Linked DNA regions of Homo sapiens: region 2 is linked to region 1. Evidence: read pairs that join two places in POLR2A ChIA-PET (ENCODE). Cell type or tissue: Caco-2. All regions are shown on one strand. Links, peaks and the distances in the headings refer to the core of each region. The heading gives the core; the rest is flanking DNA. Region 1 has its middle 23 kb from the start of RNF216. Region 2 overlaps RNF216 (ring finger protein 216).

Evidence for each region. ChIA-PET counts read pairs that join two places held together with the same protein. Peaks named below come from ENCODE experiments on the same cell type or tissue, not always from the same donor. Only the 100,000 strongest peaks of a DNase experiment are listed, where the experiment ranks them.
Region 2: POLR2A ChIA-PET joins it to region 1 with 11 read pairs; 2 of 35 experiments call an interaction of 5 or more read pairs at or near these places.

Annotation. Positions count from the first base shown.
Region 1 is chr7:5,802,096-5,807,472 of GRCh38, reverse strand. No RefSeq gene overlaps it. Among named protein-coding and RNA genes, the nearest start is that of RNF216, 23 kb to the right of the region's middle. In Caco-2, for the core only: no CTCF peak of the experiment used is centred there; no DNase peak of the experiment used is centred there.
Region 2 is chr7:5,639,800-5,645,176 of GRCh38, reverse strand. It overlaps RNF216 (ring finger protein 216), which reads left to right. Exons shown (of 17, transcript NM_207111.4): 15 at 3,801-4,023. Among named protein-coding and RNA genes, the nearest start is that of RNF216-IT1, 38 kb to the left of the region's middle. RefSeq lists an enhancer at 4,952-5,377. In Caco-2, for the core only: no CTCF peak of the experiment used is centred there; a DNase peak (open chromatin) is centred at 2,276.

The DNA of each region.
Region 1 (5,377 bases), core at 296-5,295:
AGGCTCACTAAAGGATTAAGATCTGGCCGGGCACAGCCGGGCGCGGTGGCTCACCCCTGTAACTCCAGCACTTTGGGAGGCCGAGGCAGGCGCATCACGAGGTCAGGAGATCAAGACCATCCTGGCTCACACGGTGAAACCCTGTCTCTACTAAAAATACAAAAAATTAGCCTGGCGTGGTGGCGGGCGCCTGTGGTCCCAGCTACTCAGGAGGCTGAGGCAGGAGAATGGCGTGAACCTGGGAGAAGGAGCTTGCAGTGAGCTGAGATAGCCACACTGCACTCCAGCCTGGGCGACAAAGTGAGACTCCGTCTCAAGAAAAAAAGATCTGGCTGTGCACAATGGCTCATGCTCAGAATCCCAGTATTTTGGGAGGTTGAGGTGGAAGGATTGCTTGAGCTCAAGAGTTTAAGACCAGCCTGAGCAATATAGTGAGACCTCATCTTTTTTAAAAAATAGTAATTTAAAACAAAGATTAAAACCTGCTCAGAGGAGCATTATAGAAGGCTTCTCCTCCCACCACACCTTACCACCACTCTCCCCCAGGTCTATCTATAGCAGCTCCTTTTACCCAATAAATTATGTCCAGTTATCGGGAAAAAAATTACAAGGCATAATAAAATGGAAAAAACATCCAGAAGCTTTGTAGATGATGTTTTTCTAAAAAGTCAGCCGGGCACGGTGGCTCACGCCTCTCATCTCAGCACTTTGGGAGGCCAAGGCAGGCGGATCACCTGAGGTCGGGAGTTCGAAACCAGCCTGGCCAACATGGTGAAACCCGTCTCTACTAAAAAAATACAAAAATTAGTCAGGCATGGCGGTGTGCACCTGTGGTCCCAGCTACTCGGGAGGCTGAGGCAGGAGAATCATTTGAACCCAGGAGGCGGAGGTTGCAGTGAGCAAAGATGGCACCACTGCACTCCAGCCTGGGTGACAGAGCGAGATGCCGTCTCTGAATAAATAAATAAATAAAGAGGTGGAGAAAGCCATACTGTGATAATACTAAACAAAGCAGACTTCAAAGCAAAGAAAGTTGTCAGAGCTTAAGAGGCATTACAGCCAGGTGTTCCATTCACATCGATAATCCCAGCACTTTAGGAAACCAAGGTGGTTGGGGGGATTGCTTGAGCCCAGGAGTTTGTGATCAACCTGGGCAACATAGCAAGACCCTGTCTCTACAATAAATAATAATAAAAAAAATCAGCTGGTCATGGTGGTGCATACCTGTAGTCCCAGCTACTTAGGAGACCAAAACTGGAGGATCACTTGATCCTGAGAGCTCCAGACTTCAGTGAGTCATGGTCACACCACTGTACTCCAGCCTGGGTGACAGAATGAGACCCTGTGTCCAAAAAAAAAGGGGGGGGCATTACAGAATGATAAAGGAGTCAATTCTCCAAAAACACATAATTAATCCCTAATGTGTATGCACCTAACAGAAGCATCAAAATACATGAGGTTAGAAGTGCTGGAACTAGGCCGGGCACAGTGGCTCACGCCTGGAATCCCAGCACTTTGGGAGGCCGAGAAGGGTGGATCACCTGAGGGCAGGAGTTCAAGACCAGCCTGGCCAACATGGTGAAACCCCATCTCTACTAAAAATACAAAAAATTAGCCGGGAGTGGTGGCAGGCACCTGTAATCCCAGCTACTTGGAAGGCTGAGGCAGGAGAATCGCTTCAACCAGGGAGGTGGAAGTTGCAGTGAGCTGAGATTGCACCATCGTACTCCAGCCAGGGCAACGAATGAAATTCTGTCTCAAAAAAAAAAAAAAAAGGGTGGAATGGCACAGAGAAATTGATAAAGTATGATGGTACTTCAAGACTTACTGTAAAGCTACGGTAATCAGGACAGTGTGATATTAGTGAAAAAATAGATAAATAGATCAATGAGCCAGGTGCAGTGTCTCACGCCTGTAATCCCAGCACTTTGGGAGGCCAAGGCAGGTGGTTCACTTAAGGTCAGGAGAATGAGACCACCCTGGACAACATGGCGAAACACTGTCTCTTAAAAAACAAAATAGATCAATTGAATAGAACAGAGATCTCAGAAACAGACCCACATAAATAGAGTCAAATGACCTTTGACAGAAGAGCAAAGGCAATACAATGAGCAAAGACAAAGACGGTCTTTTTAACAAATGTTGCTGAACAACTGGATGGACATCCACATGCAAACAACTGAGTCCAGACTCTGACCTTACACACTTCACAGAATTAATTCAGATGGATCAGAGACCTAAATGTAAAGTTCAAAACCATAAAACTTTTAGAAGGTAACACAGGAGAAAATCTAGATAACTTCAGGTTTGGCAATGACTTTTTAGATACAACGCCAAAGGTGGGATTCATGAAAGAAAGAATTGGGCTGCACGCAGTGGCTCACGCCTGTCATCCGAGCACTTTGGGAGGCTGAGGTGGACAGATAACCAGGGGTCGGGGGTTCGAGACCAGCCTGACCAACAAGGAGAAACCCCATCTCTACTAAAAATACAAAATTAGCCAGGTGTGCCGGAACATGCCTGTAATCCCAGCTACTCGGGAGGCTGAGGCAGAAGAATCGCTTAAACCTGGGAACGGAGGTTGCAGTGAGCGGAGATAGTGCCATTGCACTCCAGCCTGGGAAATGAGTGAAATTCCATCTCAAAAAAAAAAAAAAAAAAAAAAAAAAAAGAATTGCTAAGTTGGACTTCATTGAATTAAAAAATTTCTTCTTTCTGAAAGATGTTGTCAAGAGAATGAAAAGACAAGCCACAGACTGGGAGAAAATATTTGCTAAAGACATAGCTGATAAAGAAGGACTGTTAACCAAAATATACAAAGAACTCTTAAAACTCAACAACAGGAAAACAACCTGATTTTTAAATGGGCCAAAAAACCTTAAGAGACATCTTTCCAAAGATACACAGGTGGCAAACATGCATATGAGAAGATGCTTCATTTCGTATGTCATTGGGAAAATGCAAATTAAAACAATGATATCACTACAAACCTATTAGGATGACAAAAATCCAGAACATGGCAGGGCATGGTGGCTCATGCCTGTAATCCCAGCACTTTGGGAGGCCGAGGCGGACGGATCACCTGAGGTCAGGAGTTTGAGACCAGCCTGGCCAACATGGTGAAACCCCATCTCTACTAAACATACAAAAATTAGCTGGGCATGGTGGCAGGCGCCTGTAATCCCACTACTTGGGAGGCTGAGGCAGGAGAATTGCTTGAATCCGGAAGGCAGAGGTTGCAGTGAGCCGAGATCGCGCCATTGCACTCCAGCCTGGGGGATAAGAGTGAGACTTCGTCTCAAAAAAAAAAAAAATCCAGGACACTTGGCTGGGCGTGGTGACGCATACCCATAGTCCCAGCTCCTCAGAAGGCTGAGGCGGGAGGATCAATTGAGCCCAGGACGTTAGGGCTGCAGTGAGCTATGATGGCACCACTGCTCTCCAGCCTGGGTGACAGAGCGAGACTGTCTCAGTGGAAAAAAAAAATTAATGCTGTATGATTCCAACTATATTACATTCAGAAAAGGCCCAACTATGGAGACAGTAAAAGGATCCGTTGCTAGGGTCTGGAAACAAAAGGTTGCCAGGGACAACCTTTTGTCCCTGGGACGGATGCATGAAGGGAGGGATGCATGAAGAGGCAGAGCACGGAGGATTTTTCGGGCAGGGAAACGCCTCTGAGAGAGCTCTAAGAGTGGATGCATGTTCTGACACATTTATCCAAGCCCATGACATGCACCACACCAAGAGGGACCCTAATGCAAACTGTGGACTTTGGGTGAAAATGATGTCAATATAGGTTCCCTGATTGTAACAAATGTACCACTTTGGTGGAAGATGATAATGGGAGAGGCTATTAGCACGGGCAGGGAACATGTGAGAACTCTCTGTACCTTTCGCTCAATGTTGCTACGAATCTAAAACTGGCCTAAAAAAGTCAAGTCTATTAAAAAAAAAAAGACGCAGTGAGCATTGGGAAGAAAGGGACAGAGCACATGCCTTCCTCATGGAAATCATGCAAACATATATTAAAAAAAAAAGACACAGTGAGCATTGGGAAGAAAGGGACAGAGCACATGCCTTCCTCATGGAAATCATGCAAACATATATTAAAAAAAAAAAGACACAGTGAGCATTGGGAAGAAAGGGACAGAGCACATGCCTTCCTCATGGAAATCATGCAAACATATATTAAAAAAAAAAAGACGCAGTGAGCATTGGGAAGAAAGGGACAGAGCACATGCCTTCCTCATGGAAATCATGCAAACATATCTTCTGAAGAAGACCCCCCCTTTTTTTTTTTTTTTTTTGAGATGGAGTTTTGCTCTTTCACCCAGACTGGAGTGCAGTGGCATCATCTTGACTCACTGCAACCTTCAACCCCCAGGTTCAAGCTATTCTCCAGCCTCAGCCTCCCGAGTAGATGGGGTTATAGGCGCCCACCACTACGCCTGGCTAATTTTGATATTTTTTAGTAGAGACAGGGTTTCGCCACATTGGTCAGGCTGTTCTTGAACTCCTGACCTCAGGTGATCCCACCTGCCTCAGCCTCCCAAAGTGCTGGGATTACAAGCGTGAGCCACCGCAGCTGGCCAGACCCTACTTTTGAGTGGGGTCTTCTGCAGATGAGCCTGAGAAGGCCAGCAGGATTAGGTGACAAGGAAGAAGAGAGATCTTTGCATCTTCAGATGTAGGGGAGCACCGCCCATGGCAAATCTGAACATCAGCAGCTCCGGGCACCATAAAGTGGGCACAGGAAGATCAAAAGAGACTGAAGAATCTTTTTTTTTTTTTTTTTGAGATGGAGTCTAGTTCTGTCGCCCGGGCTGGAATAGAGTGACATGCTCTCAGCTCACTGCAACCTCCACCTCCCGAGTTCAAGCAATTCTCCTGTCTCAGCCTCCTGAACAGCTGGGATTACAGGCATGCATCACCACACCGGCTAATTTCTGTATTTTTAGTAGAGATGGGGTTTCACAATGTTGGCCAGGTTGGTCTCAAACTCCTGGCCTCAAGTGATCAGCCTGCCACAGCCTCCCAGAGTGCTGGGATTACAAGCTTGAGCGACCATGCCCAGCCCAAAAGAGGCTGAAGAATCTTAACTTCTAAATTTTATTGATTTAATTACTGTTTGAGTCAGGGTCTCACTCTGTCTCCCAGGCTAGAGTGCAGTGGTGCAATCATAGCTCACTGTAGCCTCCAACTCCTGACCTCAATCAATCCTCCTGCCTTAGCCTCCCAAAGTGCTGCACTTACAAGTGTGAACCACTGTGCCCAGCCCTTAATTTTTTAAAAAAGCTTATAAATCTCAGAAAATATTTCTTTCCGGCCAGGCGTGGTGGCTCACACTTGTAAGCCCAGTACTTTGGGAGGTGGA
Region 2 (5,377 bases), core at 308-5,307, 160 kb after region 1:
CCAAAGACATAGAAAATCTTGAAAGCAGTAAGAGAACAGCCTAATCAGAAAATAGGCAAACAGGCGGGGCACGGTGGCTCATGCCTGTAATCCCAGTACTTTGGGAGGCTGAGGCAGGTGGATCACGAGATCAGGAGTTCGAGATGACCCTGGCCAATATGATGAAACGCCTAAAAATGCAAAAATTAGCCAGGCGTGGTGGCACGTGCCTGTAGTCCCAGCTGCTCAGGAGGCTAAGGCTGGAGAATCTCTTGAACCCAGGAGGTGGAGGTTGCAGTGAGCCAAGATCACACCACTGCACTCCAGCCTGGGCAACAGAGCAAGACTCCGTTTCAAAAAAAAAAAAAAAGAAAAAAAGAAAATAGGCAAACAGCCAGGCACAGTGGCTCATGCATGTAATCCCAACACTTTGAGAGGCCAAGGTCGGGCAGATAGCTTAAGCCCAGGAGTTTAAGACCAGCCTGGACAACATGGTGAAACCCAGTCTCTACAAAAAATTTAAAAATTAACTGGGCATGGTGGTGTAAGCCTGTATTTCCAGCTACTCAGGAGGCTGAGGTGGGAAATCACTTGAGCCCAGGAGGCGGAAGTTGCAGTGAGCTGATATTACACTACTGCACTCCAGCCTGGATGACAGAGTGAGACTCTGTCTCAAAAAAAAAAAATGGGCAAACAATATCAATTGATATTTCTCCAGAAAGATGTACAAATGACCAACAAGCACATGAAAGCATGCTGAACGTCATTAGTCATTACAGAAATACAAATCAGAACTATAATAAGATACCGCTTCACACCTATTAGGATGACTATAATGAAAGCGATGGAAAATAACAAGTCTTGACAGAGATATAGAAAAAATGACACCAGTATACATTGAGGTGGGAATAGAAATAGTGTAGCCGCCATAGTTAACAGTTGGCTTTCCCCAATAAGTTAAACATAGAATTACCATATGACCCAGCAGTTCCGCTCTCAGGTACTCACCCAACATAAGTGAAAACAAGTGTCCATATAAAACTTGTGCAAGAATGTTCATTTAACCACAATTCACACCAGCCAAAAAGCAAAAAAAACTCAATCCATCAACTCATGAATAAACTAATATGATATATTCATACAATGGAATATTATCCAACCATAAAAAGGAATGAAGTATCGATACATGCTACAACATAGGTGAACCTAGAAAACAACACACTAAGTGAAAAAAGGCACAAAAACACACGTGTGATTTCCATTCCTATGAAATATCAGAGGCATATGGGCATTTGCCTAGCCTCAGAATGGCAATCTGTAGAGCCCAAAAGCACGCTGTGGGTTGCAGGGCAAGGAGGAATGGGGAATGCCTGCTTAGTGGGTACAGGGTTTCCTTTTGGGGTTATAAAAGTCTCTTGGAACTAGATAGTGATGTTGATTGTATAACATCGTGAATACTCAAAATATCCCTGAATTGTATACGTTAGAGTGGTTTAAAAAGTCAATTTTATGTGCATTTTACCACAGCAAAAGAATGCATACACACATGCATCTTCACGCTCACAAAGGGGACGGGCTGAGATCTGAAGGGCATGGCTTATGCCACCATCAGAATATGGCTCCCAGAGAGGAGTTACCCACACACTGGCTGGTGGTGAGCACAGATAACTACAGGAGTCTGGGCTGTCGCTGGCTGCATAGAAGAGGCCCTGAGCCTTCCTGTGTGAGCGCAAGGTCAGCAACCACAGTCACAGCTCCGGCTTCTCTTCCTGTCCTGCCCCGGGAGCACATCCTGCGGGGCTGTGTTTCCTGCCTGGTTGAGAATCTAGTTGCCAAACCACCTTTCCTCTGAAGGAATCAACCATGATTTTTCCCCATTTTTCACTTTTATATTACTGGCTAGGTAGTCACCACATCCCATAATAAAACTCCATTCTGGCCCTATCCAGTACTACTCTTACAAATGCAGAAGCAAAGGACTTGAGTGGACATTTGTGCAATATTGAATAGCTGTTTAACATTTCAGCAATATTGAATAGCTGTTTAACATTTCAGCAATGTTGAGTTGCAGGCATGCTTTATGTATTCCTCTGTCCATTTTAGGAGAGCCTTTTTTTCTCCCTCCATACCCATTATTATTTCATGTCAGTGCCAGACAGATCGGATGAGCAAGCAAATAGACCCTCTTTCCAAGCCTTCATGAAAAGACTGTAACCTTAATTCTTTACAGCCTCTTCTCTCCTTGAGCAGCTTCCCAGGGAAAGTCAGCCAGCCCCAGGCAACTGGAGTGCCACACCTTAAAGCCGCACCTCAGCCTCAGGGTGCTCTTACAGAGAAGGTTTGTGCTGTAGAAAATTGCAGTTGTGTTTGGGCACATAGCTTTTCAAATTGAAAAGTTTTTCATTAGAACCTTGAGTCTAGCTGGGCGCAGTGGCTCACGCTTGTAATCTCAGCACTTTGGGAGGCTGAGGCAGGCGGATCACTTGAGGTTAGGAGTTTGAGACCAGCCTGGCCAACATGGTGAAACCTCATCTCTACTAAAAATACAAAAAATGGCCGGGCATGAAAGCCAGGTGTGGTGATGTGGTGGCACACACCTGTGATGCCAGCTACTTGGGAAGCTGAGACATGTGAACCGTTTGAACCCAGGAAATGGAGGTTGCAGTGAGTCTCAAAAAAAATAGGCCAGGCACAGTGGCTCACACTTGTAATCCCAGCACTTTTGGGAGGCCGAGGCAGGTGGATCACCTGAGGTCGGGAGTTCCAGACCAGCCTGGCCAACATGGTGAAACCCCATTTCTACTAAAAATACAAAACTTAGCTGGGCATGGTGGTGGGCGCCTGTAATCCCAGCTACTTGGGAGACTGAAGTGGGAGAATCTCTTGAACCCGGGGAGGCGGAGGTTGCAGTGAGCTGAGATGGAGCCACTGTGCCCCAGGCTAGGTGACAGAGCAAGACTCTGTCTCAAAAAAAAAAAAACAAAACAGAACCTTGAGTTGTAGAACGTTGAGTAGTGTCTTCACAGTTGCTGAGTAACTAAAATCATAAACGGATGTACTACAGAGGTGACTCATTAAGGTAATAGTACTAAATGCACTTTATCTAAACCTCATCTCCTTGACAATGTTTTCTTTCTTTCTTTTTTTTTTTCTTTTTTTTTTTTTAAGATAGAGTCTCACTCTGTTACATAGGCTGGGGTGCAGTGACACGGTCTCAGCTCACTGCAGCCTTCACCTCCCGGGTTTAAGCGATTCTCCTGCCTCAACCTCCCAAGTAGCTGGGATTACAGGTGTGCACTACCACGCCTGGCAAATTTTTGTATTTTTAGTAGAGACAGTTTCACCATGTTGGTCAGGCTGGTCTCAAACTCCTGAGCTCAAATGATCTTCCTGCTTTGGCCTCTCAAAGTTCTGGGATTACAGGCGTGCACCACCATGCTCAGCCTGTTCTCTCCATTTTAAGCCTACAGGGATTCCTATAACAAATAGAGCAGTCCTTTTCTAAATGCTGAGTACTGGGCACTATGCCAGGGTACTTTATATTTTGTCTGTAATTCTCAAAACACCATGAGAAAGTTGTGTTTTCACAGTTTAAAAATGAGGAAACTGAGTCTCCAGGCAGGTGAGTAATTTACTGAAGGTCATACAATTAAAACTTTGAAGCAGTTCTCAGACTCCAAAACCTAGGCTCTTTTCACTGTTTAATGTCACAAAAAAGCCATAAGTGATCATTTTATGTGAAAATAAATAAATGCTTAATGGCCATATTTTTTTCCTCCTCATCTTCCCTCCCAGCTCCAAATTATGTTTTCTTATTTCAGTGAAGAAAAAATGACTGCTGCCCGCATTAGAAAATGCCACAAGTGTGGGACTGGCCTCATCAAATCTGAAGGCTGCAACCGCATGTCTTGCCGCTGTGGTGCCCAGATGTGCTACCTCTGTCGAGTTTCTATTAATGGATATGACCATTTCTGCCAACATCCCCGCTCACCAGGAGCCCCTTGCCAGGAGTGTTCAAGATGCTCTCTCTGGACCGATCCCACTGTAAGTAGACACATGGCTGCCTATTGCTTTATAGGGAGAAAATAGAAATATATTTTTATGACAAATATTTTGAATATACGTAACAAAATTTGACTTAGGAGAAGAATATAGGAAATTACATAGACTGATAACCAAAGAAAAAATTTGAGAAACTAATTATCAGCTACTCCTCATGCTGCTCAAAGCAGCATGCCCTAACAGTTTTATAGGCAAATTCTTTTAATTCTTCAGGAAATAAAACTCTGTGCCCTCTGAAATATTCCAGAGCAAAGTAAGGAAACTTACACATGTATCTGTTCAAAGCCAGCATAACGCTGATTCCAAAGCCTGACGGAGATAGCCCTAACAAAGAAAACTACAGATTTTCTTATGAGACTCACTTATAATCTAGATTTTAAATTATGTAAATAAAATATTAGCAAATAGAAAGCATGACCAAGTGAGTTTGTTCTAGAAATGCAATGATGGTTTAATATTAACAATTCTATTAACGTAAATCATTATATGGTATCTGTAGATGGTGAGAAGACATTTAAGAAATCAAATCAAATATTTCTTCTTGATTTAAGCTTTAAAAATACAGTATTTTAGAGGAGGAGCAAGGCTGGCAAGGAAATTAAACACATAGGGTCTGTTTGGGGATCGGAAAGAAAGCAGGTGAGGTTTGCAGGTGGAGAGAGCCACAGGGAGGTGACAGCGATTGGCCCAGGGGCCGGCCTCAGATCTGGAGTGTGATGAGAGCCATTTCAGGGCATTGTAGGGGCTATGTTTCCCAGGTCACACTAGCTACTACGCTGGGGAGAGAGAGGACAGCATGAAGGGAATGACTTTTATAATCTTGGAGAAGATAAGGTTTTTCTTGCATTACATCAAGGCCAGACTAAAAAATAATAAATTCTCACTGGCAAATGACATCATAAACAAAGATTAGGGATACATGAAAAACTGGGGGAGAGGGTCAGGCACAGTAGCTCACGCCTGTGATGCCAGCACTTTTGAAGGCCAAGGTGGGCGGATCGCTGGAGCCGAGGAGTTCAAGACAAGCCTGGTTAACATAGTGAGACCCCCATCTCATTAAAAAAAAAAAAAAAAATTGGCCGGGCGCGGTGGCTCACGCCTGTAATCCCAGCACTTTGGGAGGCTGAGGCGGGTGGATCACAAGGTCAGGAGATCGAGACCATCCTGGCTAACATGGCGAAACCCCGTCTCTACTAAAAATACAAAAAATTAGCCGGGCGTGGTGGCAGGCGCCTGTAGTCCCAGCTACTCAGGAGGTTGAGGCAGGAGAATGGCGTGAACCCAGGAGGCAGAGCTTGCAGTGAGCTGAGATCATGCCACTGCACTCCAGCCTGGG